Regions from separate parts of the Homo sapiens genome. Here region 2 is linked to region 1. The links are chromatin loops, found by intact Hi-C in ENCODE. Cell type or tissue: heart left ventricle. All regions are shown on one strand. Links, peaks and the distances in the headings refer to the core of each region. The heading gives the core; the rest is flanking DNA. Region 1 overlaps ALDH7A1 (aldehyde dehydrogenase 7 family member A1). Region 2 overlaps LOC124901056 (a long non-coding RNA gene).

Region 1 (11,723 bases), core at 3,009-11,008:
CCATCTCCAAAGACACCTAGAAATATAAAACGACAAGCAGAATTTTTCCAACAGAATTCACATTATAAACATTAAATTAAAGAAAGGGGGAAGCAAAACATGTTTTGTAAATGTAATAAACTGAAGAAAGTCTGTTTCATTTTCCAAAGAATTTTAAAACACAACAATTGCCTTCACTTTTTCCTGTCTACCTTGTTAATCTTTCCTCTAAGGAAAGAATTTTTAAAATATATAAAGTACAACCGGGCACAGTGGCTCATGCCTATAATCCCAGCACTTTGGGAGGCCAAGGCGGGCGGATCACCTGAGGTCAGGAGTTCAAGACCAGCCTGGCCAACATGGTGAAACTTTGTCTCTACTAAAAATACAAAAATCAGCCGGGCATGGTGGTGCACACCTGTAATCCCAGCTACTCGGGAGGCTGAGGCAGGAGAATCGCTTGAACCCAGGAGGGGGAGGTTGCAGTGAGCCAAGATCCTGCCATTGCACTCCAGCCTGGGCAATAAGAGCAAGACTCCATCTCAAAAATAAATAAATAAATAAATAAATAATAAAATATAATATAATATAAATTACTTTTCTTAAAAACTCTTCTAGCCAAGTGTGGTGGCCCATGCCTATAATCCCAGCACTTTGAGAGGCCGAGGCAGGCAGGATCACCTGAGGTTAGGAGTTCAAGACCAGCCTGGCCAACATGATGAAACCCCATGTCTACTTTAAAAATACAAAAAATTAGCCAGCCGTGGTGGCACAAGCCTGTAATCCCAGCTACTCGGGAGGCTCAGGCAGGGGAATTGCTGGAACATGGGAGGCAGAGGCTGCAGTGAGCCAAGATTTTACCACTGCACTCCAGCCTGGGTGACAGCAAGACTCCATCTCAAAAAAAAAAAACCTCACAATTTTATATATAGAAAAGCATGACAGCCTTATTGTCCACTCAAAGAATTGTGTATATACTACAAAAATACTTTACCAAGCTTCCTAGTACTTGGATCTTCTCCCGCAAGGCATCGCCAATCTGTCTTACTATTTCTCCTCGTTTTGGAGCAGGAATCTAAGAAAAGAATGCAATTTTTGTGTCTGATTCAAAGCATAAATTCATGTTTATAACACAGTATTGGATGTGTGCTGTAAAAGAACAAATTACAATCATATCAAAGAAGACTTTTGATCACATCAAAACTGTGATATGGCCAGGCACTGGAGCCAAAATAAGAAGCAAGGCATTCATGGAGCAAATATCTACTGGAAGGCACAGAGGAGAAGAAAAGGCAACAAATAATTACAAATTGCCAACAAATAATTACAAATTGCCATCAGGGTTTTAAAGACAAAGGAAATAAAAAGGAAGCTGAGACAGAGAAAAACAGCAAGATTGGAGGGGAAATGGGTAAGTTACTTTACCTAAAAGGATGGCAGGAGGCTGGGCGTGGTGGCTCACACCTGTAATCCCAACACTTTGGGAGGCTGAGGCGGGCAGATCACAAGGTCAGGAGTTCGAGACCAGCCTGGGCAACATGGTGAAACCCCGTCTCTACTAAAAATACAAAAATTAGCTGGGCATGGTGGTGTGCGCCTGTAATCCCAGCTAGTCAGGAGGCTGAGGCAGGAGAATCGCTTGAACCCAGGAGGCAGAGGTTGCAGTGAGCTGAGATCACGCCATTGCACTCCAGCCTGGGCAACAAAGTGACACTCCATCTCAAAAAAAAAAAAAAAAAAAAGATTGCAGTGGTAACAAGGGAAACAGCAAGTGGATTCACGGTCTGTTTTGGGAGTAGAATTGACAGGACACACAGATGCAGGAAATGAAGAGAATTAAAGAACTCAGGATAACTTCCCGCTCTCTGGCTTAAATAGGTAGGTAGATGAAGTATAATTACTGGGATGAAGAAGACTTGAAGGGAAACATCAGGTTTTGGGGGTAAAGAGCACAGCTTATGTCACATAAAGTTTGAGATGTGATTTATGAATGAGACACAATTTCTCCAACTGTGACCATCACTCCCTCTCTCCCATCAAGTTCTTCCCAATTCTGCCTCTCCTTCAAAGTACAGCTAAGGCTGGGCGCGGTGGCTCACGTCTATAATCCCAGCACTTGAGAAGCTGAGGCAGGTGGATCACTTGGGGTCAGGAGTTCAAGACGAGCCTGGCCAACATGGTGAAACCCCATCTTTACTAAAAATACAAAAATTAGCCGGGCATGGTGGCAGGTGCCTGTAATCCCAGCTACTTGGGAGGCTGAAGCAGGAGAATCACTTGAACCCCGGAGGGGGAGGTTGCAGGGAGCTGAGATCCCGCCATTGCACTCCGGCCTGGATGACAAGAGTGAAATTCTGTCTCAAAAAAAATAATAAAGTACAGGTAAAAGGAACATTCCCCTCCATGAAACCTTCCCCCAGGCAGAAGCCAATCACACCCTCCCCCTAACTCCCACTGCTCCTAATCACAGCACTGCTCACACTTGCCTCACAGAGCTTGGCTGTGAGCTCAAGGTTCTTCCTTGCTCTCTCTTCTCCCCAAGTGTATCACTGTCTCTTAGTACAGCTTCTCTGGATGGTCACTTTGCAATCTATTAACATTTAAAACATTCCTACCCTTTGTTTTATCTATTTATTTTTTGAGACGGGGTCTCGCTCTGTCACGCCCAGGCTTGAGTGCAGTGGCGCGATCTCGGCTCAGTGCAACCTCTGCCTCCTGGGTTCAAGTGATTCTCCTGCCTCAGCCTCCCAAGTAGCTGGCATTACAGGCGCCTGCCACCACGCCCGGCTAATTTTCTGTATTTTTAGCAGAGATGGGGTTTCACCATGTTGGTCAGGCTGGTCTCGAACTCCTGATCCCAGGTAATCCGCCTGCCTCGGCCTCCCAAAGTGCTGGGATTACAGGCATGACATTCCTACCCTTTAACTAAGCAGCTCTGCTTACAGAAACTGAGCTTATATACATAAGTATGCAAAAGTATAGGTACAATGATATTCATTGCAGTGCTGTTTCTAGTAAAGAAAAAAAGAAACCAACTGTCCATCAGCACATGATTGGTTAATTACGGAACAGTGATAAAATAAGGTCGATTTTTATGGGAAAACATTGAAAAGCTATAATAGAATAATACAAAACAAGAAAACACTTATGGTAAGTAAACTTTTGCTTAAATTTGGAGCAACATATACCAAGCTGTTCACAATGGTTTTTTGTGGGGAATGAAATTATAACAGATTTTCATCCACAATTTATATGTTTGCAATGTCTGTCATTTTCACAACATATGCACACTTTTGGAAACAGGAAACAAAAACCTGTAGCATTATATCAATCAGCACATAACCTATACATTTCCTAGCACATGGTGTGGGTTTAATGATGTTTCAATTGAATTTAGTCAGCACATTTATAAGCTTAGTTAAGTTGGTTAATTTCAACTCAGAATGGCCAGTATACATGGCCTTTTACCTCCCATTCTGGACACATTTTATTCAGTCAGTCTTTCAACAAATAATTATTGCATATGTTCTATGTGCCAGATACTGTGCTAATCCCTGGATATTCTACTGCAAATGAGGCAGTTACAATTCTTGCCCTCTATAGAGCTGACAGTCCATGGGGGTGATAAAGGCAAGAAACAGGCAATTACAATCTAATGTGGCAAATGCCATGAAAGGGGAGCTAGATTTCACAACTGGAGCAACCTGAAGTAGGCTTTTTACAAGTTTAGAAGTTTAGGGCTAAGACCTAAAGCATGCCAGGTGTTGTGAAGAGGTAGGCAAAGTGGAGGAAAAGCATGGGGTTAGAGGGGTACAGAGCATATGCAAAGGCTGAAAAGCAAGAGAAAGTGGTTTTGGAAAATTATGGCCGGGGGCTGTGGTTCCACGCCTGTATTCCCAGCACTTTGGGAGGCCGAGGCAGGTGGATCATTTGAGATCAGGAGTTCAAGACCAGCTTGGCCAACATGGTGAGACCCTGTCTCTACTAAAAATACAAAAATTAGCCACGCTTGGTACCTGTAATCCCAGCTACTCAGGAGATTGAGGCAGGAGAATCACTTGAACCCAGGAGGCAGAGGTTGCAGTGTGCCGAGATCGCACCACTGCACTCCAGCCTGGGTGACAGAGTAAGACTGTCTCAAAAAAAAGAAAAAAGAAAGAAAAAAAAAAACAGTTCCCTGTCTTCAAGAACAGAGAGACTCCTACTCTTTCTCACCAGAGATGGGAGGGAAAATGAGGACACATGGGGATGCAGACGGCAGAAATGGGCTACATTCTGTGCTGAAACTGGCTCATGGAAGAAAGCAGCAAGTCTATTCCTTAGAAAGAAATCAATTTCTATAAACTACCTTTCCATATGTTTCACTTTGTTTCCATTTTCCTTAAAGAAAAATGTTCCCTTTGAAAAATTCTAGAATTGGCCAGTCACAGTGGCTCATGCCTGTAATCCTAGCACTTTGGGAGGCCAAGGCGGGTGGATGGCTTGCGGTCAGGAATTCAAAACCAGCCTGGCCAACGTGGTGAAACCCCATCTCTGCTAAAAATATTTAAAAAATTGGTGGCGGGCACCTGTAATCCCAGCTACTTGGTAGGCTGAGGTAGGAGAATCGCTTGAACCGGGGAGGCAGGGCTTGCAGTGAGCCGAGATGGCACCATTGCACTCCAGCCTGGGCAACAAGAGCAAAACTCTGTCTCAAAAAAAAAAAGAAAAAGAAAAATTCTAGAATTAACTCAAATGAACTACATGAAACAGTGGTTTGTCCTAACACAGTCAAGGTCAGCCAAATGGATGAGGGCCAAGCAGAGAAGCCTCACGTGAGGGAGGATCGAGATGGGAAAGCTTCTGTGACGAGAAGGGGGTCAAGCTTTGGTCTGTTCTTACCGAGCCTCTCTAAGTCCCTGCCCCAGGGAGGAGCCCCAGAGCACAATTAGGAAAAACTCTGCCTCTTCCCTAAACCTTGAACTCAATTGCTTAACTCAAAATCAAACAAGTAGGATCCCCAGCTGACTCTACTATTACCCAGGAAAGCAACCTGTTCCCACGTAGCACCCCCATTCTATTTGTTGGGAGGTCTAAAAAGCACCAGAAGTATGAGAAAGGATGTTAGGTGCAGAGGCTGGCATGGTGGGTAAGAGTTGACTGCCAAATGAGATCCTGAATGTGAAAATAGCAACAAAAAAAGTACAGCCCAATATTTAAGAAAGATCATAATGTCAGCTGGCACTCCCTAGGGCAAAGATAGATTTAAAAACCAGTTCATTCCAGGTGTGGTGGCTCATGCCTGTACTTTGGGAGGCAGAGGTGGGCAGATCACTTGAGGTCAGGAGTTCAAGACCAACCTGGCCAACATGGTGAAACCCTGTTCTCTACTAAAAAATACAAAAAAAAAACATTAGCCGGGCATGGTGGCTCATGCCTGTAGTCCCGGCTACTCAGGAAGATGAGGCAGGAGAATCACTTGAGTCTAGGAGGCAGAGGTTGCAGTGAGCCAAGATCATGCCAGTGCACTCCAGCCTAGGCAAGAGCAAGACTCAGTCTCAGAATAAAAACCAGTTCAGGAAAAGACAAGACCCTGAATTCACATAAATTCTTTTTTTTTCAAATGTTTGTATTTACCCTAGATAAATAGACACATACAATAGACGTTTCTAGTCAAAAGACAACATGTTAAGTTGCACTAGCATTCAAAACAGGATATGCAAAGAGTGAACCCTCATGTAAATTGTGTACTTTAGTTTATAATAACACATGAACATTGGCTCATCAGTTGTAACAAAATATGACATACTAATGCAAAATGTTAATAACAGGGGAAATGGCCTATTACAGGCATGGTGGCTCATGCCTGTAATCCCAGCACTTTGGGAGGTTGAGGTGGGTAAATTGCGTGAGCCCAGGAGTCTGAGACCAGCCTAGGCAACAGAGCAAAACCTCATCTCTACAAAAAATACAAAAATTAGCCAGGTGTGGAGGAACATGCCTGTAGTCCTAGTTACCAAGGAGGCTGAGGTGGGAGGATTGCTTGAGCCCAGGAGGTCAAAGCTGCAGTGAGCCGTGAGCTGTGAGCATGCCACTGTACACTAGCCTGGGCGACTCTGTCTTAAAAAAAAAAAAGAAGAAAAGGAAACTTGGGAAGAGGAATGAGGGAGTAATGGGAATTCTGTACTTTCTACTCGTTTTTCTGTAAATTTAAAACTGCTGTAAAAAATAAAAGTCTATTAATTTCTTTTTTCCTTTGAGACAGAGTTTTGCTCTTGTTGCCCAGGCTGGGGTGCAATGGCTCAATCTCCGCTCACTGCAAGGTCGGCCTCCCAGGTTCAAGTGATTCTCCTGCCTCAGCCTCCCAAGTAGCTGGGGTTACAGGCGCGCACCACCATGCCTGGCTAATTTTGTATTTTTAGTAGAAACGGGGTTTCTCCATGTTGGTCAGGCTGGTCTCGAACTCCCAACCTCAGGTGATCCGCCCACTTGGCCTCCCAAAGTGCTGGGATTACAGGCGTGAGCCATCGTGCCTGGTCTATTTTTTTGTTTTTGTTTTTTTTAAGTATATATGTATAGGAAGGCCAGGTGAAGTGGCTAACGCCTGTAATCCAAACACTTTGGGAGGCCAAGGTGGGTGGATCACGAGTTCAGGAGTTCGAGACCAACCTGGCCAGTATGGTGAAACCCTGTCTCTACTAACAATACAAAAATTAGCCAGGCCTGCCACTCCGTCTGGGAAGTGAGGAGCGCCCTGCCCAGCCACCGCCCCATCTGGGATGTGAGGAGCGCCACTGCCCGGCCGCCCCACCATCTGGGAAGTGAGGAGTGCCTCTGCCCAGCCACCCAACTGACTGGGAAGTGAGGAGCGCCTCTGCTCGGCTGCCCACCATCTGGGAAGTGAGGAGGACCTCTGCCCAGCTGCCGCCCCATCTGGGAAGTAAGAAGCGCCTCTGCCCAGCTGCCCACTGTCTGGGAAGTGAGGAGCACCTCTGCCCAGCTGCCCAATGTCTGGGAAGCGAGGAGTGCCTCTGCCCAGCTGCTGCCCCATCTGGAAAGTGAGGAGCGCCTCTGCCCAGCTGCCCACTGTCTGGGAAGTGAGGAGTGCCTCTGCCCAGCTGCCGCCCCGTCTGGAAAGTGAAGAGCGCCTCTGCCCAGCTGCCACTGTCTGGGAAGTGAGGAGCACCTCTGCCCAGCTGCCACCCCGTCTGGAAAGTGAAGAGCGCCTCTGCCCGGCCGCCACCCTGTCTGGGAAGTGAAGAGCGCCTCTGCCCGGCCACCGCCCTGTCTGGGAAGTGAGGAGCGCCTCTGCCCGGCCGCTGCCCTGTCTGGGAAGTGAGGAGCCCCTCTGCCTGGCCGCTGTGCAACCTTCCAAGTGTGAAGTGACAGCCTTGTGTGTGATCTTTTCTGTCTTCTCCAAGTTTGCATTTTTGATGTTAAAGTTTACTTTTTAATTAAAAGTTTTAAATTGGAGAATATATTTTTTAAAAAAATTAGCCAGGCCTGGTGGCGCACACCTGTAGTTTCAGCTACTTGGGAGACTGAGGCAGGAGAATCACTTGAACCCGAAAGGCAGAGGTTGCAGTGAGCTGAGATCACACCACTGCAGAGTGACAGAGTGAGACTCCGTCTCAAAAGAAAAAAGTATGTATGTATAGGAAAACAACAATTTAAAAAAAATTATGCAGCTGGGCCTGGTGGTTCACGCCTGTAATCCCAGCACTTTGGGAGGCCAAAGAGGGCAGATCGTTTGAACTTAGGAGTTCGAGACCGCCCTGGGCAATATGGTGAAACCCCACCTCTACAAAAAATACAAAAAAATTAGCCAGGCATGGTGGTGTGTACGTGTAATCCCAGCCACTTGGGAGGCTGAGATGGGAGGATCCCAGGCCCAGAAGGCAGAGGTTACAGTGAGCCAAGATTGGGCCACTGCACTCCAGCCTGGGTGACAGAGCCAGACCCTGTCTTAAAAAAAAAAAAAAAAAGCAATAACTTTAGGATGGTATGGAATGCAAGCATCACAGGTCACAAAATTTTATACACACCATGTATATATGGATGTACAATAATCACAACTATGAAATAAATACATGAAAGACTGGAAGGAAATGCACCAAAACCTAAACCTAATGAACATTTTGCATTGCAGAGGTTGGGGTAAGGGGACTAAATTTGTTTATCTTATTTACAGCATCAATCTTTTCTAAAAAAAAAGAATATTTATTACTTTTATGATCAGAAATAAATACAAGTAAGTTTTTAAAACAATGAAGGACACTGTTTTGGACAGTATTCTCTATCCAGGTAGGGTGAACTTTACCTAGCACACTGTTTACTTGTGGAAGTGGTATTTTTCTGCCCAAGGATACTTTTGATTGTGTATAATGGAACCCTAGGCCATACTTCTATCCATAATTAAAGTAGAGGAAAGATGTGCTTCATGCTTTACACAAAGACGTATCTTGGCTGATAAAAAAAAAAAGCTTCATCCAACCCAGGGCTCTGTTGGACAGGCTGCTACTCTGCAATCCACCCCAACCCCACCCAACCCCCCTTGCAATCACTCACTCAGAGAAAATACTGCAGCTCAGTAGTCCCTCAGCAGTCCCACACCCAACAGCACAGGGTTTAACTCAAATGTATTGAGGCTTTTCCTGTGCCAGGCTCTCCAGTAAGCACTTTAAATGATTAACTCATTTAACCCTCCCAGGAGACAGGCACCCCCAGTCTTTTCTTTTTACAAGACAAAGCACACTGAGGATGGGGGTAGTGGAAAGGTTGGGAAATCAGGCTATCCTAGTTCGCCTTTACTCTCCCCTTCTCAGGAGCCTAGCTCCCACCTAGTGACAAGTCAGTGTGGCCAGCCCAGCACCAGTCACAGTTCCCACATTTGCTCATTTAACCAATGGTGGAGACTCAGAGACCAAGGAGGCTGACTCTGCCTCACAGCCTGATTAGACAGTCAAGGAACATGAGCCTCTGGCCCTGAGAAAGGGATGCTGCCACTGCTCTTTTTTTTTTTTTTTTTTTTGAGATGGAGTCTCACTCTGTCGCCCAGGCTGGATGGAGTGCAGTGATGCTATCTTGGCTCACTGCAGCCTCCGCCTCCCAAGCTCAAGCAATTCTCCTGCCTCAGCCTCCTGAGTAGGCTGGATTACACGCGCCACCACATTCGGCTAATTTTTGTATTTTTACTAGAGACAGGGTTTCACCATGTTGGCCAGGCTGGTCTCGAACTCCTGACCTCAGATGATCCACCCGCCTCAGCCTCCTGAAGTGGTGGGATCACAAGCATGAGCCACCAGGTGCGATCTGCTGTTGTTCTTTAAACCAGGAATGCTGACCTATTGCTGAGATACTCCCAGACAAATCTGGCAGGGGGATAGAGGAGGAGCAAACAAATATTTCTGGCATAGATCTTCTATTCATTTTCTATTTAATTATAAATTCAAGTAATTTCAGTGAAGAATAGTGTTCACAGCTCAAGTTTATACTATACCAGCACAAAGTTTTAATTCATTTAAATTTATCCATTCAATGAATGGCAAGTACAAAAAAGGCACTACCCTAGAAATATGGCAGAGGTGTTTCCAAAACAGCAGGAGCCCTAGTACAGTATCACAGCCCCCAAGGAGCTCACATTTTAACAAGGCGGCACTGACCTGCTTATCAGATGTTTATGTATCTCATTGGTTACAATAGGCAAAGTGATCTTTTCTGAATTCTAGAAACAAAGGCCATACTTACATCTGCCCAGATTTTCCATGCTTCTCTTGCTTTCTTTACAGTTTCTTCATAGTCTGCCACACTGGCCTAAATTAAGAATTAGGGGGACAGAAAGGGGGAAATAAAGAGAAATGATGATGATCTTCTAGAACACAAAAATATTTTCAGAAAAGAGTTGGGAAATCTCTAGGGTTCCCTAACATTTATGGCTGAGAATGATTCCCACAGTCTATACTTCCAAAAACTAGCTAGAACCCGGTAAAACAGGTTGGTATCCAACTATGCTTTAAAACCTTGCTTTTCAAAGCAAAATCTGTCAGCTTCATCTGGGAACATGTAAGGCATATTAGAAATGCAGAACCTTGAGCTCCAACCCAGACTTCGGAAATCAGAAGCTTCATTCTAACAAAATCCTCAGGTACTTCAGAAGCACTGCCTTAAATGGCCCCCTGCCTAATCTTTCTACGCTTCACCTTTTCTATGGTTCTTTCCTTTTCACGCCCCCACCCAAGAGAGGACAGTCTCCCCCAGACAGTCCTAAATGACAAATGAAAAATAAACACATTATTCTCTTCATTTGTGATTTTATATTATTCTTGACCTGCCTAACTGGCTTCTGCCTCTAAAGAAAGCCTGCACAAACTCCTTGTGTATAATTTGAATTAAACACACACACACACACACACACACACACACACACACTCTTACCTGTCGGACTCTTGCTATTGGCTCGTTGTTAGCAGGGCAATAGGTCGTAATAACCTTAAAACAAAAGGATGATGATCATGTATAGAAAACGTAATCCCTTTTGAAGTAAGGGAATAGACCAAACGGGGAAGAAAAACAAGAGAGGAAAAAATGATATAATACCCAAACTCAAAAAGCTTAGGTTAACTTCTGTTACATATAAACCACTCTACAGAGGTTGTCTTTCATTTCTGACTTAAACATTAGAAACTACCTTTCTGCAAAACTCGCCTCTGACATCTCAATATTAGGCATATAAACAAAAGCCTTAACATAAGCAGTTATTTTGTCTCTTTTTCCATTAATAACAGACCAAACTGACTAGTTTTAGTTATTTCTTCTCTTCCTTACTCTGCCCACCCTCTGCTCAGAGATGAAATGGCCAAGGCAGGAAAACTGTTGGAAAGTCCCGTGTCCACACCAACTGGAGAGGTCTCAGGTCAACAATGAAAGGGAAAATCAAGGCACAGCTAAAAAGGCCTCCAAGAGCCTAATGATCAGATACCACACGGAAATCAGGATGAAACACCGAGGTCTGAGGAGCAATTAAAATTATCTGTATCTCCTACAGCCACTGATTACCAAAAGACGTGTTCCCTCTACCAAGGCAGGTTCATTATATAATATACAACGTCCAACAAAGTTTGTTAACTGTTACATAACATCCTCCTATAAAAAACTTTCTTTTAAAAAAAAATCTGGGCGATAATAACCTTACCTTTCCATTGTATTCTATAAAACATTGTTTTGAGCAGTAATGGGTATCAGGCGCGGTGTTAAGCCCTGGGCAATGGAGAAATGCTGAAAATCCAGTCCTCAAAGGAGTTCACAGCCCAACGTACAACATGGCAAGATTTCGGCACGTCCAAGCTTGCAAACTCCCAAAGAATTCAGGAAGGAAGATAACTTAAAACTACACTGAAGAACGTTACCTGCGGTGCACGTCACAGCTGAAGAGCCAGAGTTAAGCTCTAAATTAAGATCAGTTGCACCGCTCAGTGTGCCACATTTCTCACAAGACCATAGATCCCAAGACCATAAGGTTTTAATTTTTTTTTTTTTTTTTTTTTTTGAGACGGAATTTCGCTCTTGTTGCTCAGGCTGGAGTGCAATGGCACGATCTCGGCTCACTACGACCTCCACCTCCCGGGTTCAAGCGATTCTCCTGCCTCAGCCTCCCTAGTAGCTGGGATTACAGGCATGCGCCACCACGCCCGGCTATTTTGTATTTTTTTTAGTAGAGACAAGGTTTCTCCATGTCGGTCAGGCTGGTCTTGAACTCGCTACCTCAG
Region 2 (11,723 bases), core at 2,414-10,413, 240 kb before region 1:
AATTCATCATTGGGAGAAGCAGTGCTGAAGCCCAGGAGCCGGGGATTTTGACTTCACTGACCCTTATGGCTCATCCTCACAGTAACCCCTCCCAAAATGGAGGGCAAATCTGCCCCATCTCCATTCTTAGAGGTGGCACAGAAGCAAATTTCTGGCAATATCGGAATAGCCATTTTTCTCTGATTCCAGCAAACGTGAGTTCAGAAATAAAGCCAATTCTCAGAGCATCTAATATAAGCTTAGTAATATTAATTGTAAAAAAAAAAGTTTTTTATTCTTTTAATTTAATGAGACAAGAAGCTAAGAAGCTGATACAGTGGATCATTCAGGTTCTTAGGGATACCTATCTGCCCTACAGACCCTTAGAAAATCTAAAAGAAGTTATGGACACTCTCTCCACCAAAAAGAAAAGAAAAAAGTCACCTGCACTGTAAAAGAGTACACATCTTCAGAGGACTTGGGAATTGGGGACCCACACTTAGCTTCCAAGAAGAGAACCTTTGGCACCATCAACCTGTTTCCTGCAAGAGCTGTGCTGTGCACATAGGACAGTATAACAGCACATGAAGTCAAGCAGAATGTGACCTACAATCGTTCTCTTCAACCTAAGTATCTACTTCCTAGTAAGTTGTTCGTTTGTCAGTTTTGTATTTTTTGTTTTCTCCAGACCAGAGCATCTGAGAGATGAGCAAAAAAACATCTCCTGAAAAGCCAAGGGAAGGTGCCAGCCTCACAGGTTTTGGGGGCTGGTGAAAAGGGAGTAGACATTCTGCGGGCAGTTTGGTCATCTACCTGGAGGCTTCAAGTTCTGCACATGCCTTGACCGACCTGGTGATTTTCCTTCTAGAAATGTAATCTAAAGAAATCATTGTGACCGCACCAGTGATGTAGCAAAGAACATTCACTACAGTGTTTTTTAAAATACTGACAAATTAGAAATAAGGTGTCTAACAATGCTGGCGATGTTAAATCAACTATGGTACATCCATTAAAGAAAATAATATGCAGCCTTTTATAACGGCTTGGTAAAGGTTATTGTACTGAAGTGTTTGATATATTACATGGAAAAAGCAGATTCTAGAATAATCTGTGCTATGCAGAGATCATTATTTTGATTATATATCCTGGAATAATATCTATTTTGATTATATATCCTGGAATGATACACGCCAAATGGCTAAGAGTGACACCTCTAGGTTATAGAATTAGGGTTGATTTTATGTATTCTCCCTTTCTTCCTTTGATTCTTTTTCTCATGTGTATTTTTCTATAATAAGTGTATAGTTCTGCGTAATAAAAAAAAAAAAAGCTAATGTCAGCTTGAGGCATAAGTGCATTCTGAGAATCCTTGCTCACCAAGGTCAAGGCCAGAAGCAGCAGGAAATTTGGAAAGCCAGAGATGTCAAAAATGAGCATCAACAACAAAATTAAGAAATCAAGACAACACCTATTGTGGCAAAGAGTTTCAAGGAAAAGACCAATTCCAGGAAGGAAGAATCAGAGCCTTCAGCAGGGTGACTAAGCCATGACAGGGACTAGAAAATCTGCTGATAGACAGGTGAGGTGGTGACTGATATTGACACCTGGCTCAGTTCCCCACTTTCTCCTACTAAAGGGATTCTTTATATATGAAACTTTTATATAAAGCTGATAATGAAATAAATCCAAGTCTCTATAGCTTCATAAATAGTGGTTCCAAAAGCCTAGCCTGTGGGAAAGATTTTTATTTTCAAATGCATATCCCTGCCATAGTCCAGAAAAAAACTGCCACATGTGTGGAAGAGAAAACTCAGCCCTTTCCTAGAAAAGATTAATAGCAGGTGCCAGCTTTTCTGTCAATTGTGCTTTTTACAAAGGGACTTTGTTTCATGTAAGAATATTTGAACTTCTTTTGTAAGTCTGAGCACGTTTAACTCAGACACAAGTTAAAAATCAGAATAGGTTTCTTGGATTTACAGCCTCAATTGATTTTTCTTCTATAAGCTGTGTTTCCAGGCTGTCTGCCTTTCCACAGTAAGCTAAAGGGATCCAAGACTCCCAAAGCAGCACTCTGCAGGGATGACCCACAAACCTTATCAATGAGACTCTTTTTAAAAATTTAATAATCCCCATTTGCATGACTTAAAGTCTATCCCTTGTAACAATAGCTGTGGCCAAAAATTCCGTGTCAAAGATAGGGGTACAGTAATCTGACTTTATTTTTTGAGTTCCCATTTTACTAAGGTACTTGATTTTAGTAAATTTGGATTTCCTTCTTTTTCATTGGTTATATCTAAGTTTGGGGGGGTTATATAAAGCCAACACCTTATGAGGGGGTCCCCCTGGTTCTTGTGTCAACATTCATACAGGTGTCCCCCAGGCTGCACACAGCTGCCCCAACGGCTGAGAGGATCCCACACTTCCATGTGTTGAGGCACGCCAAGAGAACCCTAATAAAGTGAGTCAAATCTGGGAAGCTGTAACTTCAACTTTAGGCCAATCCAAATATTTTCCCCAAACCAAACATTAAGTGTTCTATCCAAGTCTAATAAATTCAGTAAGTGAAAGACTCTACCTAAGAAGGGAAAAATTATTTCATACATTCTGTAACTAGTTATTATTTCCCTTATCCAAGTGTTTTTCCCAGATCTTTTTGTGCCTTTTAGCTCACTTTTATTCAACTCATAATTTTCTTTTTTTACTTTTCCGTGATTCTAAATTATTCTGGAGTGTAATTAATGTATATTTAGCACGTGTTTGTCTTTAAGTCACACTGGTATGTATGCCACTTTCCCACATGCATTATATCCCAGGGCTAACACTATTCTCTTATTAGGACATTTTTGTACCCCTTTTCTCCTTCCAATCACACTGTAATAGATGAATGACAAATACAGCCATTCTGTCTTTTCCTTGTGATGGTAGCAGCACCAGAAAATGCCATCAGGGACATGAGCTCTGCACTCTGGGGGCTGGGTTTTAATACCAGCTCAGTTACTTACTAACAGGGTGACCTTCCACAAATTATTTGTGTTCTCTGTGCCTTAGTTTCCTCATCTGTAGGAAGGGGTCATAATAATACCTATCACACAAGGGTTGTTTAAAGGATTAAATGACAATGTATATCAAGCACATGGAGAAGTGTATGACGCAAATATAGGCCATTTGTTGGAAACCCAAGAACTCAAGTCATAAAGCAGACCTTTCTAAAGTGAGTCATGTTTTCTCCTACTCCTCTATAAGAAAATATCATATACTTATATAGTTATGTGCATAACTACATAAGTGTTTTGGGTTTGACCAGAGACTGATATCAAATCACTCATGGCTAGAATAGCAAAGTGCTATAGAAACAAAAGCAGGGCAGGTGTAAACCTTTGTAATTAATCAAAATAGTAATATGCCTCAAATTCTGTATAACTACCCCAGGCAAATCTATTTCTGTAGGTAATTAAGACTTCATTTAAGAAGATTTAACACCAATACACATCCTCTTTAGATGACAATGCCCATATATGTTTTCCCCTAACAGTGTCTAAACTAAAGACTCATGTAGAGGAAAAATCAAGTAATTCTGCATGCCTTCACTTGCATATTTCCAGAGGGCAAGCCTCATATTTTATAAAGAGTTTGTCAGGGTCGGGCATGGTGGCTCACGCCTGTAATCCCAACACTTTGGAGGTTGAGGTGGGCAGATCACCTGAGGTCAGGAGTTCCAGATCAGCCTGGCCAGTATGTGAAACCCCATCTACTAAAAATACCAAAAAATTAGCCAGGCATGGTGGTGCATGCCTGTAGTCCCAGCTATTCAGGAGGTTGAGGTAGGAGAATCACTTGAATCCATGAGGCAGAGTTTGCAGTGAGCTGAGATCGTGCCACTGCACTCCAGCCTGGGCGAGAGAGCGAGGCTCTGAGGCTCTGTCTCAAAAAAACAAACAAACAAACAAACAAACAAACAAAAAAAGCTGTCAGGCATATCAGGAGAGCTTACCCTTTTGACAAAACCCTAAACAAGGATAATTTGCAAGATATAATCCTTTGGTATTCTGGATATTGACTCAGGTTTGCAAGATAAAATGTTAAGTTTTTGTTTATTTGTTGTTTGTTTTTTGTTTGTGAAACCTCCGATGAAAAAGTCACCAATCAGAGCTAGCCAAGTGATCCTAGCCTGGTAACTGTGTGAATGATTTAAAATCCTTCCAAAATAACTCTCCCTGTTGTAAAGAGGTCTTCTTAGCTGTGGGCATTTCATTCATCATCTTTAGCATTTGCTGAAAAAAACAGTTAACTGTTCACCTCTCTCTAAAGATCAAATCCACTGTGTTCAAAACAAACTGCTTTCCTAGAGCTTAAAAAAAAAATTGTTTACTTCTAACTCCTAATGAAGATATATTAGTTCAAAAGCCACAGAATAGAGGTCCCAGATACAGCTTTTGAGTGAATCCTGAGAAAGGTCAGTAAGGTCGTAGATAAGAGGTTTCTGCTGCCTTGAATCAATCTTTTAGCGTGTTCCAAGCTCTCTGCAGTCTGTGCTAACCAGCCTTGCCAGGTCGAGGAAGGGTTATCCATTGGAAATGACTTGCATCTGAGACAGCAACAGAACAAATGATTTTTCTTCCCTTAAAAGATGAGATTGTTCCACACTCCTTTCATACAGTGTGTTTAGATGGGAAGACCAAAATGGCAGCAGGAAATACTTTCAACAAAAGATGTAACAACAACTCTCATTTACTCAAGCCATTGGATGGCAAGTGGCTAAAAGTATTCTGCTGAACAAGGAGATACTCAGAAACATCAAGGTCCAGAAGAGCTCAAACCTCTGCTAAGTCAAGTAAAAGGGAAGATACTGCTTTGGAGGACAGATACTAGTTCCCTCTTTTCTCCCAGAGCCTCAAAGTGGTGTGTATCTCAGTCAGAGGTCTTCACTGTGTCTTTATGGAGCAGTGAGGAGGAAATGATGTTTGGCACTCCTGAGAGATTTTCAGAAGACCACTCAGTAAGACCGTGGCAGATGAGAAAAAAAAGTTTTCCCACTTATGATAGCTACACTTCATTTTCTCCATCACAGGAATTGATCCTGGGTGCCACTACCAGATGACACAGCAACACAGGTTTTTTTTTTTTTTAAGAAAACAATGTGAGAAAGCAAAATATCTTCACAAGGGTCTTCATTGTCCTCAGGATACTCCAGGCCACACTAATCTCTTGGCTCTTGGAAGCACAGATTCAAGTTGAGTAGTTTTCAAGCCTGGCTCCATAGAACCCCTTTAGGGAGTGAGAAGAGCCAGAAGGAACCCTGCCATTCTACCTCAACTTCCCCAGAAAAGCTCTAAATGTATCTTCTTAAAGGAGCCCATGATTTTAATACATAGACATTTTTAAACAACCTAGGCTAATCCTAACCCTTTAAGAATGAAGAAATGGAAGCAAAGAGAATCAAAGAAAAGTACAGGGTGAAACAATGACGGTGGAAATCAATATCTAAAGCAGGCAGCCAGAGCCCAGGGTCTAAAGAGGAGAAGGACATGTTTACCTAGGACCCAAAAGGATGGGTGCTTACAAGAGGTGGTTCCTCAAAAGTACATCATACAAACCCCTCAAGATGGACTTTAATATTGATTCCCTCTTTGAAATGCACCTCATTTTCTCATAATAGATAGCAGTACAACTATTGATCTTTCATCATAAATACATTTATCTTCCTACAAATTAACCTTAGTCATTCTTTTTCTTCTCTTTCAATTCCAAACTCTTTTCCTTGGCTATCTCTTCAACCCTCAACCCTTCTATAGGATTTTATTCTGAATTGGTAAAGTCAGTTTGGTCCCACACAATTACATGTAAATTGTATTATCCAACAGTATCAGTTCAATCTTACATCTGTGGCCAGTGTTGTTTTATGAAATTGGAATGAAATACTTCAAATATATATTAATATTTAAATGTATATTTTAAGGAAAAAAGTACTTGAAATACTACAAGAGTTAATACAAGACTTGGTTCCCTTCATAGGCTGATTCAATGAAACTAGATGATAAAAGGAATCGTATAGTTGGGAGGGTCCTTAATGGATCATGTAAGCCTCTACCACCTTCATAGAGCAACATTCTTAGACTCTACCAATGGGATCAACTTGAAAGGCATCCAGAGATAAGTTTTAAAACACCCTTAAAATTGTTCCCCAGCCATCTCTTCTCAGTTCAATAATTCCATTTCTACATTCTATCATATTTTTATTTTCCATTTATCTTTTGATTATTTTCTGTACTCCTCTTGATTCTGCATATCCCACTTACCTTGAAGTGCCAGACTATTTACTAGGTTTTAAAAATGGTCTGAATATAAAAGACTTTTTCTAAGCCCTTACATACTGCTTTTTTGAGACAGTCTACTCTGTTGCCCAGGCTACAGTGCAGTGGCATGATCTCAGCTCACTGCAACCTCTGCCTCCCAGGCTCAAGCAATTCTCACACCTCAGCCTCCCGAGTAGCTGGGACTACAGTTATGTGCCACCATACCTGGCTAATTTTTGTATTTTTAGTAGAGATGGGACTTTGCCATGTTGGCCAGGGTGGTCTCAAATTCCTGGCCTCAAGTGATCTACTGGCCTCAGATTCCCAGGGTGCTGGGAATACAGGCGTGAGCCACCACGCCCTGCCCTATATTCTTAACTGGACATGTGAGTTGCTTTTCTCCAAAAATTACCCAAAAGTCTATTAGCAAATAAATATTACTATTAACATTTTAGTATACTACATATATTCTCAGCTTTTTCTGTGCAGATACAGATTTAGAATATTATTGCTCATGTTTTTGTAAACTTATTCAACAACATATTTTGGAAATCTTTCTGGGTTGTTAAAATAGGTCAACATTGTTTTCATGCTTTTATACTAACCCATTATATGCCTACAACAGCATTTAGATCCAGGATAGATTCTGCCTTCCAAGTTGTTCATCTTTAGTCTCATTCAGGGTGTTCTTGATTGTTCTAGTAATTTCCTAACCGATCTCCTTGTTTGCTTTTCCCTCTATAAGCCATTATCCAAATGGTTGCTGATCTTACCTTTCTAAAACACAGGGAGGATCACATTTCTCCCTTTTCACAATTCTTCCACTGCTCTTTAGGTTAAGATCCAAATTCCTTCCCAGGGCATTCAACATCCTCCAAAATCTAGCTCTAGCTTGGATGACAATAAGGTCTCACTCTGTCACTCAGGCTGAAGTGCTGTGCCACAATCTCAGCTCAATGCAGCCTCAACCTCCCAGGCTCAAGTGATCTTCCCACCTCAGCCTCCCAAGTAGCTGGGACTACAGGTACATGCCACCATGCCCAACTAATTTTTGTATTTTTAGTAGAGATGGGGTTTCACCATGTTGCCCAGACTGGTCTTGAACTCCTGGCCTGAAGCCATCTGCCTGCCTCAGTCTCCCAAAGTGCTAGGATTAAAGGCATGAGCCACCACCGTTCCTGGCCCAGCCTCCCCTTCTTCTCTAAATCCTAACATCCCAGAGTCCTCACCACTCTCTGGCCCCTCCATGGAAATCCAAGCTTCATCCCTCCCCCCTTGCTTTTCATATTTCCTGTAATGTCCTTTCCCCGCATCGTCTGACAAATTCCCACTCAGCTTTTAAGATTTTCTTCTCTGTAGGCTTCCCTGCCACCAGTAGAGTTGCTTTCTCTGTGTGTAACACCATCCCTATATTTTTATGCAATGACATTTGCCATTGATTATAACCGTGTGCGCATATCCGTCCCTCCCACAATTCTGGGAGACCCATGCCTTTTCATCCCTAGTGTTCTGCATGGTGAATGGCACTCAACAAACGCTGAAGTGAATTCAATCTCTCAGCCCATGGACCACATTAACAACAAGATGAGATAAGGTATTTAGGTCAGCTTAAATTTTGTGTCCCAAAGATGAGCTCCATTTTCACCCATCACAATTGTGTCTCTGATAAGTCAGCAGAAATTGAAAATGCTAATCTTTCCTCCTCTAACTTCCAGATTGAGGGTAACATCCCAAATATGCAGGGAATAGCTTAAGGATAGCATCATTGACCCTATTTCAACTCTTTCTACTGATAGAAAAGAATGATGATTTCAGGTATCATGTCCTACCTTCTATTACAGTCTACAAACCTCCTGGCAGAGACACCAACTGTGAGAGCAGTCACTGCTGTATGGAAGATAATACGTCTGCCCAGTGCAGCCTCCTGGGCAGAGACAAATCTATTGGCTGTTTCAAGGCCACGAACATATAACATTTAAATGTGAATTTTGGCAAATATGAAATATTAATTTTTTTTACCAGTCTATATGACTTCCATTTTCCCACCCCCTTCTAAGAAATATACAATTTTCCTGCTGAAAACTTTTCTCCAAGTGATACCTCGTGACATAATCCTAGATGGTATTTCCGGGGAAAATAAAGAACATGTCTAGATAACATTGGCTTCAGTGATAGCAATGTTTAGCTTTCACTTTCCTCTTAAGTTTTCTTGGAAACAATGCCTTATACTGGTAGCTTTTTCTGGCTTAGTGGAGCATGAGGATTCTTTTTTCAATCAAATGCAGTCCTATAGCACTGCAGTGTTGATGGTGTTTTGCTTTGCTGTTTGTTGTTTTTGTTCTGTTGCTGATTGCCACTGATCTGTTGGATGTTTGACCCCTTATTGGTTTATTTGGAGACTGAAACCCAATAAAATCCAAATCAACACTACAATACAGTGGATGCAGAAAAAAAAAAAGTTGCCAGCCTAACAATGCTTTCCTTAACAAACCACTAGAGATACCCAGTCTCATATTTCACTTGAAAGTCAATGAGAAGAACCATTTGTTCTGTATTGTCCTACTCCTTAATGAGCTTAACAAAGAAGTAGAGAAGTGCTCAAATCAGCGTACAGCTCAATAAACTTTCACAAAGCAAGCCTACCAAAGCAACCAGTGCTCAGACCATAATCAGCACACAAAAGCCCCATTTGTGCTCACTCCTCAAGATACCCCCCACCCAAAACAACCTCTATCCTGCTTTAACTAGAGATTAGTTTTGCCTGTTTTGAGCTTTACATAAATGGACTCGTTCAGTGTGTACTTTCATGTCGATTTATTTTCCATACATTATATGTGTGAGATCCATCTTTGTTTTTGCATGTGTCAATGATTTGTGCATTGTCATGGCTATATAGAATTTTTGTTTCAAGAGCATCTAAGCAAACAAGTATTCTGAGGAAAACGCTTTGAGATACATGGATCCCAGTGTTAGAATATAAAAGCTTTAATCAAAAGAGCAAAAAGTAAATAAGACCACCTCTGGAAACAGCCTGAAGTCAATTGTTAAGAAGCAGCTGTTTCAGGAGAGAAGTAGAATGGTAAAAAGCTCTATGGATATGTTAATTTGCCTGATTTGATCATTCTACAATGAATAAGTGTATCAAAACATCACATTGTCCCCCATGAATATGTACAATTATTATTTATCAAAAATACAACTAAAGAGAGCTCTCAGATAAATCAGAAAGGCCATCTTAGAAATACCCAGAACTGAGTCAGGGATCTTGGCTTAAAGGGAAATAAGACAGCCTTCCAAAAAGGTTTTGATTTAGGCTGTCTTTGTTCTCATCTCTTCAGCAAAACCTCTTTTTTGCCTCTCCAGTTCCGACTTTAGAGCCCTAACTGTTCTGAAGCCAATACCCCACTTAGGGATCAAGTTTTGCCACAGCTTTCCACACATTGTATATACATGACCTAACCATTCCTCATGGGAAAGAATATTAGCATTCTGTTGCTACCTCTTTAAAACACAATATCTTGGCTGGGCGCAGTGGCTCACGCCTGTAATCCCAGCACTTTGGGAGGCCGAGGCGGGCGGATCACGAGGTCAGGAGATCGAGACCATCCTGGCTAACACAGTGAAACCTGTCTCTACTAAAAATACAAAAAATTAGCTGGGCATGGTGGTGGGCACCTGTAGTCCCAGCTACTCGGGAGGCTGAGGCAGGAGAATGGCGTGAACCCAGGAGGCAGAGCTTGCAGTGAGCCGAGATCGTGCCACTGCACTCCAGCCTGGGTGACAGAGTGAGACTCTTTCAAAAAAAAAAAAAAATGATTTCTTGTATTATTATCAAAAGCTCTCCAGATTGAGGGTAACATCCCAAATATGCAGGGAATACCTTAAGGACAAAATTGTAAGTTTGATACTTTGTAAGTTTGATACTTCAGTGCTGCCACTTTATGAAACTTTCTAAGTTACTATTGTTACTAGCTAACTGATATTTAAGGCACTAACATTTTTACCAATATTTCATAATACTAGCACTGAAGAGAAGTTTTTATTCTGTTATGAAGATGTTAATTAAAGCAATTATCAAAATGGTCCCATAAACATTGAGACCATATTCTGAAAATATAATTACCCTTTATTGTTTTTCTCTTCCTTGAAAAAAAAAAGCCCAAATTCACAAAAAACTTTAGTTTCATAAAACTCATTTGAAGTACATTCAGTAGTTTTTTAAAAGATATTAGTTTCAGTGGCTCTGGAAAATATTCCAAGAATCTAAGCTTTTTCCTACATTCTTCTACTTACGTGAGATTAAGTCTATGATAGAGTTCAAGTGTCCTGGCTTTAAATATTTAACAGGAACAAGAGTAGAGGTGTTGGAATATTTACCAGGGTATTAGTAAGAGGAAGGAGTGGTTTGTCAGCACATGGTTATTTGAATTCTAGCTATAAATCCAAACCCAGATAAGAAGACACCAAAAGTTCATTTCATCAGCTACCAAGATACACTGAAAAATTTAAAGTGGTCATAAATTGTATTAGCTCCTCCCATCAAGAGATAGATTATTTCCCCACCATGTGAATCTAAGTTGGATGACTCATGACTGCTTGGACTGATAGAATAAGTCAGAAGTGATGTTATGTGACTTTTGAGCTTGAGCTTCAAGAAGCTTGCAATTTTGCTCTTGCCTTCTGGACTTGAGGCCTTCGTGTAAGAAAAGTGAGAGAGGCCACTGCAGGGAGAGACCAGGCGGAACACACTCTGAAGGCCCCAACAAACCTGTCTTAGTCCATTTGTGCTGCTATCACAGAATACCCAGACTGAGTATCAAGAACAGAAGTGTCTCAGTTCTGGAGGCTGGGAAGACAAAGATCAAGGGGCCAGCATCTGATGAGGGCTGCTCACTGCTTCCAAGATGGTGCTTTGGATAGTGCATCCCCAGAGAGGAGAAATGCTGTGTCCTCCCTTAGCAGAAGGACAAAGAGCAAGTCTACTCCCACAAGCTCTTCCTATAACAGCATTAATTCATCAGGGCTCAGCCAAACACATCCCAAAAGCCCCACCTCCCAGCACTGTTGCACTGGGGGTTAAGTTTCTAACACATGAATTTTGGGGGACACATTCAGACCATAGGACAACCTCCTGATAACAGTTAATTATTTGAATATACCCCCGGAAACAGCAGCAACATAACTGCCTAATTGAGCCCTGCTCAACTTCGTGAACAAATTGCCAATTTAAGCCACTACATTTGGGAGAGGTTTGTTATACAGCAAGAGATAACTGAGACCGAGCCCATTTCATTGGCTACCAAACACACCAAGTCAGTAAGGGAAATGTACTAGCATAGTTGGGGTTTTACTATCAGGTCTCCACCTTCAAATTTCTACAGCACTGCTCTGCCTAGTTTGGTCACAATTTATTTCCAATCAAGACAACTGTAGTTGACTCCTGGTTATCTG

What was found. Peaks named below come from ENCODE experiments on the same cell type or tissue, not always from the same donor. Only the 100,000 strongest peaks of a DNase experiment are listed, where the experiment ranks them.
Region 2: it touches region 1 in a loop (4-fold over the local background); 47 of 110 quality-filtered maps call a loop at or near these places.

The regions. Positions count from the first base shown.
Region 1 is chr5:126,582,959-126,594,681 of GRCh38, forward strand. It overlaps ALDH7A1 (aldehyde dehydrogenase 7 family member A1), which reads right to left. Exons shown (of 18, transcript NM_001182.5): 2 at 10,393-10,446; 3 at 9,706-9,771; 4 at 974-1,054; 5 at 1-16. Among named protein-coding and RNA genes, the nearest start is that of ALDH7A1, 6.4 kb to the right of the region's middle. In heart left ventricle, for the core only: no CTCF peak of the experiment used is centred there; a DNase peak (open chromatin) is centred at 6,793; H3K4me3 peaks cover 529 bases.
Region 2 is chr5:126,340,578-126,352,300 of GRCh38, forward strand. All of the region lies in intron 1 of LOC124901056 (a long non-coding RNA gene), which reads right to left. Among named protein-coding and RNA genes, the nearest start is that of GRAMD2B, 77 kb to the right of the region's middle. In heart left ventricle, for the core only: no CTCF peak of the experiment used is centred there; no DNase peak of the experiment used is centred there.